Linked DNA regions of Homo sapiens: region 1 is linked to region 2. Evidence: chromatin loops called from intact Hi-C (ENCODE). Cell type or tissue: heart right ventricle. All regions are shown on one strand. Links, peaks and the distances in the headings refer to the core of each region. The heading gives the core; the rest is flanking DNA. Region 1 overlaps LOC107986841 (a long non-coding RNA gene). Region 2 holds the start of LOC101928211 (a long non-coding RNA gene).

Region 1 (4,409 bases), core at 283-4,282, 57 kb after region 2:
AAACTGAATCTAAACCTGCACTGTGAAGCAGCAAATCCCATTTCCTAGTATATACCAACAAAAATGTGAGTAGACACTTATTCATGGAGCCAAACACTAGGGAAAAACAGACTATGATATTAGAAATCATTATCATGTGTACCTTGGAGACAGTTAAATGAGAATACTTTCTTCATGATGAATTATTGAGATGTATATTCACAGTGTTTTCTTTTTCTACATGTCTGTTATTCTTCAATGAAACAACTTCAGAAATAGAACATAATGATTAAACTGATGGCTTCATCAAATAATGCAGAAATAAGGTAAAAATAGTATTGGTAAGTCAGGGCCTATATTTTGAGTTGCCTGGTGAGAGTGGGGGTGGTGATTCTTCTTTGTTTTATTTAGTTTCTTTTGTTTCCAAACAGAGATTCTCTTGCCCAAATCAACATAACACATATGGACAAGAGTTAAATTGGGTTAAAGGTATGGAGGATGGCTCTATGCAGCTATGCTTTGTTTGTTTAGAGCTACGTGATTTGGAGGAATGAAGTGATGAGCTAGATCTCATTAGTAGTACACTAAAACCAAAAGAGCTAAATAGGCTGGACAGTAATTACCAATGAGTGTACACCTGGTCAGCGGTATTATACGTATCGCATATGTCTAGCATATTGAAAAGCTACATATAAGGCTGGCCCCATGTTACAGGAACACCTGTAAAGCATGCATTGCAAGGAGAAATATTTTCACATGAGCACTTAAAATGAGAACTCATATATACTTAATTTTTTGGCATGAATAAATCATGTACTTAAAAAGTTAAATCGTTTTATTTTATTGAAAAAGGTACTTTTAACTATCTGTTTTAAAAACCAGATCTTTTTCCTACAGAAATATTTTAGCTCCTCTTTTACAGAAATAGGCATGTCACTTTTATTTTAAATATGTATCTGTTCCCATAGCATTCCACAAAAAGCCTCCGGCTTACAGATGCTCTTAATAAACCTTAAATGGCTATTTCACTGCTGAAAACCATTAAAATGTTCACTCCTTAAAACAGAAAACAGAAAAAAAAAAGCTGTGAAATCTGTGACCACTAATAAGGATCTCACCAACAGTCATTGCAGAGTTAGCACAAATCTTTGAGTTAAGAAGTTACATGTGCAGAGTGGCCCAATGCTTACACAAAGTCAGAACTTCCTGGTCTTCTTCTCATGCCACCCCACTTAAGAAATGTACATTGGTTTTAAAACCCCGTAGGTCATGGATTCAATTCTCTGGGTTTAAACTATTAATCTAATAGTTACTTTGGTCTTGGGGAAATCATTTAACTTTATATCTTTGGGTTCTTTCACCTTTAAAATAAAAATACATATCTTAAAATTCATTGTGAAATTTAAATAAGAGAATTCATAAAAAGTATTTAATACAGAGTCTGGCACTTAGTAAATGCTAAATAAAATGTTGACTGTTATTATGCTTTTATTATCTTATCTTTCTCTATGGATTGTTATTTTGTGGCAGGTTCAATTCACCAAAATTGGTATTTTATTCTGCACTTGTAGATTAACAAAATCTTTGAATACTTTTCCCGAATTGGATATTTCAACTTATCAATTAAGATATGTCAGTTGTTTGGCTGATAAGCAAATCAATATTTCCCTGAACTGCACATTCTGATAAGATGAGCACTGTGTTACAGAGTTTGCCTTCATTTATTCATTATTAATAGATTATTACCATAAATGACAAGGAATTTAGGAATAAAAATAGCATCAATTATATTCAAAGGATCTTGCAATCTAGAGGGAGAATCAAAATGCTGAACTGAATTAATGGGGGTTGTATGGTGATTCAAACTGATTCAAAAACTGTAAATAGTATCCGATGAGTCTCCCATTTTACGGATGCAGAAAGAGAATCTAAAAGTAAAACACATTATTCACAAAAGCCCTCTTGATCCTTCTGTAAAATCCATGGTCCCTCTGCTTCTGATTGCCAGAACTCTCCTCCTGACTTGGTTTTTTAGCTTTTGCAACTACCTCAAGCCTACATCCTGCTTTGGAGCTATGGTATAGACAGCATTTGCTACTTTTGCTTATTCAGCATCTATTTCTCTTACTTTCTGGCAATGGCTTCCATTATAATGAAAAAGTAGAAATGTAAATTGCCTAAAAATCTAGTCAGAAAAGGAAGCCAACTAAAGTGACTCAGTTTCCAAAGTATAATTGGAACTTCTATATTAATTATTTTTTATGTTAATAGAATATTTTATTGTGGTAAAGTATACATAACATAATATATACTATTTTAATCATTTAAGTGCACAGTTCTATGGCAAGAAGTATGTTTACATTGTTGTGCAACCATTACCACTTTGTAACTTTTTTATCTTCCCCCGTGAAAACTCTGTACCCATTAAACACTAGTTTTCCCTTCCTTCCCCTTCCCTCAAGCATTCTACATTCTGCATTCTGTCTCTATGAATTTGATTACTCTAGGTACCTGATATAACTGAAGTATTATAGTAAATGTCCTTTTGTGACTGGCTTATTTTACTTAGGATGTCTTCAGGGTTCACCCATGTTGTAGCATCTGTCATAATTTACTTACTTTTAAAGACTGAATATTGTATATACATCACATTTTGTTCCACTGCATATACATTACATTTTGTTTTTTCATTCATCTCTCAATGAACATTTGGGTTGCTTCCACATTTCGGTTATTGTGAATAATGCTCCTATGAACCTTGGTCTACAAATATCTGTTTGAATCTCTGCCTGTATTTATTTTGAGTATACACCGAGACGTAGAATTGCTAGATCATGTGGTAATTCTATATACCACTTTTTTATGAATTGCCAATCCATTTTCCACAGTGGCTGTGCCATTTTATATTACTCCCAGCAGTGCGCAAGGGTTCCAATTTCTCCCCATCCTCACCAACACTTTTTTCTTCTTTTTTTACAATAACCATCCTAATGTGTATCTAATAAAATATTTTCAGTGCAGGCAGAGACACAGTGTAATTTTTACATCAGATATGTAGATATAGAATATACATGCATGATGACATAAATATAACAAAAATCAGTAAATCTACTTACTACTTTATATTATATGCTAATGTTTTGACATGTTTATGATTTGGTGTTTGGTTGCTAATGTTATTTTATATATTTGATCTTATTTTTCATTAAAGGTATAAAATAGAGTCATAGTCCCTTTCTTATTTCATGGAATGCTAGAACAAGACAGACCTTCAAATGTATCTCTTGCTAATCCAATATGTTCACCTTACAAATCTGTGGTTTTTAAATACCTGGGACAAGAAAAGGTGGCAGCAAAAAGAGGCTTCTTAGTCTTCTCCTTGGGGCTTTTGCTCTTTACCATGACTGACTCTGAACATTTACAACACATAATTAAGTACAGATGGAGGTATGTAGGTTCGAGAATAAAGAAAACAAATCTAATTTTGTTCACGTGTTATTTTGCAAATATTTCTATCAACAGAAAGAAAAACTTAATGTGTAATGAGATCTTTACCTTCATGGAACACACAGGCATAAACCTGAAATTTGGAATGCTTGCAGCTGTGCAGAAGTTCATGGAGGTAATGCACATCCAATTGGCTTGAAAGGTTTTTATTAAAATACTGACTGGACTCATCTATGAGGCTGTGGCTATAACACAAGTAAGAGTAAGATTCCTGAGATCAATCCCATTATAACATAGATTTTAGTTCATAAATTCGCAACTCTTTTTTAGACCACCCCCCAAAGGTTGTCTTTCATTTTCTCACTAAATTCACTGCAGTGACACTAAACCACCCCATTCATCTATCACCTGTCTCACCACTGATATGATAAACCTCCACTTCCCTTCTGAGACTTTGACACATGGTAGACCTCCCTTTTCCACAATTATAATGTTCTTTTGGACTCTTATGATTAGAATTTCTGATTATGCCCAATCTATGCAGCAAAACCCACATAACAACATACTAACTATTTTTAACCTCATTATAAATGGGACCTGCTTTAAGAAATGACTTTAAATGGGCATCATCTTGGAAAGGCAATGCCACATTCTTTTGATGTTGACAACACACTGTTCCCTTTTCCAGATCATGCCCATTTATATTAAAAAGTTGTTTTAACCCCAGAAAGGTAGACTTGTCTTTGAAATGCTGTTTGCCTTGAAATCTAAAAGGCTTCATAAAGCTTCCCTAGGGTTATTCTATACGTGTCTTGATTCTAAAACACCAAATATGGTGATTATAGCAATCCACATTCAAAATTTAGAGATTAAGTAAAAATGTGGTTTTCTACAGGGAAATAATGTCAACTTGAAATATAAGTTATTTGTCTCTTATATTTTATGAGAAAAACAAAGGTTACCTCAGTCTTGAGGACCTAAGT
Region 2 (4,409 bases), core at 126-4,125:
AAGAGAGGCATATGTAATATGCTGTTGGGAGGAGTTGAGAAGATTGCTCCAAAAAAAAAAAAAATCAGGGAAGAATGCATGATGCTTGACATAAGTTCTAAAGGAAAAATTAGAACAATACAAAAATTATGTAGAGAACAGAACTTTGGATCCAGGAGTGAGAGCAAATCTGAAGGTCTGAAGACATATGTGCATGCAGGTAAAATTTAAGTACATATCTTACAACTCTCCTCCTCTCTGCTATGCTTATTAAATATTGGATTTTGCTTTACTGTTGAGCTAGGAATGGGTTTTGACTATTTACTGGTCCTTGTAGCTGGATGGCTTCCTCCAGCCTGTGTTCTCTTTGACATCTGTGATTTTTTTTTTTTTTTATTTGTGGCATATGGTGGAGAAGGAAACAGATTTACACTTTTGTCTTTGGCAGAAAAAGTCATTTTCTTTTTTGATTCTAAACTGAAAATATTATGCCATGGCACCTCCTGTTTAAATATAATTTTAAAATGTCCCTTTTATCATCCTTGACCCTACACTTTCATGCCACTTAGGTTTACTTAACAATGACTATCACTTGAGGTGCACAAGAAGAATTCAGACTTTTCACCTTTTTCTTCAGAGAAATTTCATAGCTCACAGCTTTATACATTCAATCAGTGAAGCATCTATTGACTTTCTTTTATGTGACAAACAGGACATCACAAATGTGAGTAAAACAGCCTTTACCTCGAAGAACTGCATCCATGATCTTGCAATACTCACACTGTCTTCTTCACCTTCAGGAATTAGTTGTATCTAGAAAAAGTTCCTAGGCAGTTTAGCTAATGTATAAAGTCAATGTGGTTTTAGAGTATTTGCAATGTACAGAAAGGCTGTCAAGTTTTATAGAAACTATTAAAGAAGCAAAACTCACTGGTTTGATGCCTTGCCACTGCTACTGTTAAGAAGTCTGGAGTCTGAAAATGAAATTCTGTCATTGCACTTGTTACAATATTAATATCTTTACCCATGTTGACAAGTGGGCAGAACACATTTATGTTATGCAAGCCTTTTCTGTAATTTAATTGATCTTTCAAAATTTACTACATTGGCCTTGGGTTGCCACTCAGAAAAATTACCCTAAAACTTACATTCCACTGCCAAACATAAGACCTTCCAGGTAACCTAATGATATAATAGAGATTGACAGTACTATTGCCCCCATATAAAAGAGTATGAATGAAAGAAAAATCTGCCCGGTTTCCTCATATCATCTTTTACAGGAAATATGGAGTCTCACAGACTTTTCTTTATGGGGAACCTATCTGTCATTGCTTGTCATCCTATGATAGAGCAATTCAGTCTGTAATCAAATAAGCCTGGAAGTCATTTTTATTTATGTTTCAAATGGTAAAATATGGCTGTCTTAGGGCATAGAAGAATGAAAAATCACAATCTTCAGCTGGTGATCTTTAAGAACTCTGTTCTTGCATGTATCCAGTCTTTTATCTTAAGTCTTATTTTCAGAGTCTTGATTACCAGGAGATAATTCTTCTGCCTTCTTCCTACTAAGTCAGCTGTGTCCTTCTTCAAATTAGCCCTATTTGGTGAGTGTCCTTATTTCCCTCTGTAAATGCTTCTAAGAAAAACAATCACACAGTCAAAAAAGAAACTAAGACATACACAGGAAAATAAAATGACATGATTTTTCTGAACCATCATTTGTTTTTTCATCATATTTATCACTGACGTTTAGCTAAAATCTCAAAGAAAAATGAAAACTTCAATGTGATAAATAAAAATACCAATATATTTATTATTAAATTTCCTTTTTGATAGTGTTAGCAGCTTACAACTACTTGGGAAAAAAAAACGTGTTTTGGTCAAAATTCATGCCATCCAAACAAAGAAAGCTAATGAGATGAGGAACAATATTACCTCATGAAAACAGCAGTCTGTTTCATTTCCTATGACCTGTAATGCAAAAGAAGTAAACGTTTGTCAAGTTTTTAAAGAAATAAAATAGAAAGTTATTTCAGATAAGCCCAAAGATTTTTCCAAACAATAGATTCTATACCATTTTCAAACACTGAAATATTTATTTGAATATTTTATCATTTTACTCTTATTGAATGCTAAATCAATAAGATTTTCTCTTCTTATGTCACTAAAAATGCATATCATCAGAAAATAGAACAGGGCAATGGTTCATTTGGCTCTGCATAAGCATCTCCTTCTATAGAAAAATGAAATGTTCTTCCTTAGATTACAGGAACAAGTATAAAAGGGAATTAAAGGGGAAGAAAAGGTAATCAACAAAAAAGCAACAGGCCGATCTTTATCTGAGCTAGTAAACTTCGACACCTTCTAGAATCCAACCACTTTTCACTGTATATAGCATATGTTCAAGTCTGAACAAGAGCCAGAAACTGGAAACTCAGATATGCCCGCAAAAAACGTATGTGTGGAAAGTCTGAGGTCTACAGAGGTGCATAGGGTGTTCTATCAGCCTGATTTTCAGAAAAGCTGGTGAATCCATCACTGGCTTCCTCTTATCATGGCTGCATGCTAAAAATGGAGGTGATTAATATGCTAAGTAGGAAAACCTTGGCTGTCAGTCGCCTGCATTCAGCTGCCAGAACCTTGAAATTAGGTCATGGCCGCCAGGGAAAATTCCTTCTCAGATGGCAGGCTGCGTGAACATGCGAACAGACCCAGACGGTAGGAAACACCTCCCAAAGTACCCAAAGTGATGGGAATGATATGCACTATTAAAATTACATCAACCTGTGATTCCAAGACCTTTCATTATGGAACCGAAACACAGCTGTAAACTTCACACCTCAGTTTTCATTCTGCCCTTGAAAAGGAACAGAAAGAAACAAATCTCTTTTCCAATTTTTCCAGCTATTTCCTCAATAGCTTGAAGATTTAGCATTGTAAGTATTGGATTTCTCTCAATGAGCACAATTCCTAATAGTTTTAAAAAATATTAAATGTTAGGACTCCATCTTCACATAAGTCATGGCCATCCTGAAAGATGTGTGTCTGTGAGTGTGTAGATATATGTGTGTATGTGTATGCATACCCACATTTATATGCATCTTTATGTAAGGGATGGCATTCCTGAAAGATGTGTTTGTAGGGGTGTGTGTGTGTGTGTGTGTGTGTGTGTAGGGGTGTGTGTGTATATGTATATATATGCAAGAAATTGCTGTTGAAGTCACAAATATTCATGAGGAATCATTTATAATAACTATGCTTTACCATCTTCAAAATAATGAATTATATTTTCAAGTAGTCAAGCTGAAATATTGTTAGGATGTTTTGCTAAAATGCCATAGACTTTGGAGATTAAATAAAGCCTTTTATTCCTAAGTTAATAATATTGGAAAAACTTGAGGCTAAAAGGTACTTTTATTTCCAGAAAGGGAATCAGTGTATAATAGGAGAAAGACCATCAGTAAAAAGTTCAAGAACAAGAGTGTAAGTTCTGCCTTTATTATTCATTTGCTTTTTTTTTTTTTTTTTTTTTTTTGAGACGGAGTCTTGCTCTGTGGCCCAGGCTGGAGTGCAGTGGCACGATCTCGGCTCACTGCAAGCTCCACCTCCCAGGTTCACGCCATTCTCCTGCCTCAGCCTCCCCAGTAGCTGGGACTACAGGCACTCGCCACCATGCCTGGCTAATTTTTTGTTTTTTAGTAGAGATGGGGTTTCACCATGTTAGCCAGGATGGTCTCAATCTCCTGACCTCGTGATCCACCCGCCTCAGCCTCCCAAAGTGCTGGGATTACAGGCGTGAGCCACCGTGCCCGGCCTATTCATTTGCTTTTTAACCATAGGCCTCACTCTATTTATCTGTAAAATAATTAGTTAGAAATAGTTAAAAATAGATTATTTCTATATCTACTTATACCTATAAGCCCTCAAGATTATTTTATTTGAATAACAAACACTCAGGAGAAAAAAATTGAAGCTCCTAGTATTTGCATACACTGTTAATTCATAAAGGGTTACATGTCATCACTTATATTGTATACTAAGGTAATAACAACTGCAATGACAGTTGAATATGGGCTTGCAAAATTTAGAAGGCATCAAGATATCAAATTGGGCTTTAGATTTCAACACCCTTTCTTTAGCAGAAATAATTTATTGTACATGTTTCCCACCCACAACAGTAGAGCCACCTATTGCAGGGGGAAAAATTGTCCCTTTGGCTCAGTTAAGGGTCTCTGCATCCATCAGAGGTGAGCTGTTGAATGCATAGGTATTTACAATGATTAGGTCTACAAATTGTAAATCTGAAAATTCTCATGATGAACATGTTGAAGTATAAAATTCCAGTTCAGATTGTTAAGTGACTACAGTTTCATAATTTGACATGTTTTAGTTTGAGAAGTCCAGGGTTTGCAGGACTGTAGCAACAACCT

Evidence for each region. Hi-C counts contacts between places; a loop is a spot of excess contacts. Peaks named below come from ENCODE experiments on the same cell type or tissue, not always from the same donor. Only the 100,000 strongest peaks of a DNase experiment are listed, where the experiment ranks them.
Region 1: it touches region 2 in a loop (4-fold over the local background); 1 of 110 quality-filtered maps calls a loop at or near these places.

The regions. Positions count from the first base shown.
Region 1 is chr7:124,293,162-124,297,570 of GRCh38, reverse strand. The region is part of intron 1 of LOC107986841 (a long non-coding RNA gene); the gene reads right to left. Among named protein-coding and RNA genes, the nearest start is that of SSU72L6, 180 kb to the left of the region's middle. In heart right ventricle, for the core only: no CTCF peak of the experiment used is centred there; no DNase peak of the experiment used is centred there.
Region 2 is chr7:124,350,357-124,354,765 of GRCh38, reverse strand. It overlaps LOC107986841 (a long non-coding RNA gene), which reads right to left. Exons shown (of 4, transcript XR_002956584.2): 3 at 1,915-1,950; 4 at 1,351-1,615. LOC101928211 (a long non-coding RNA gene) reads left to right here and starts at 2,670. Exons shown (of 4, transcript NR_110180.1): 1 at 2,670-2,915. In heart right ventricle, for the core only: no CTCF peak of the experiment used is centred there; a DNase peak (open chromatin) is centred at 2,611.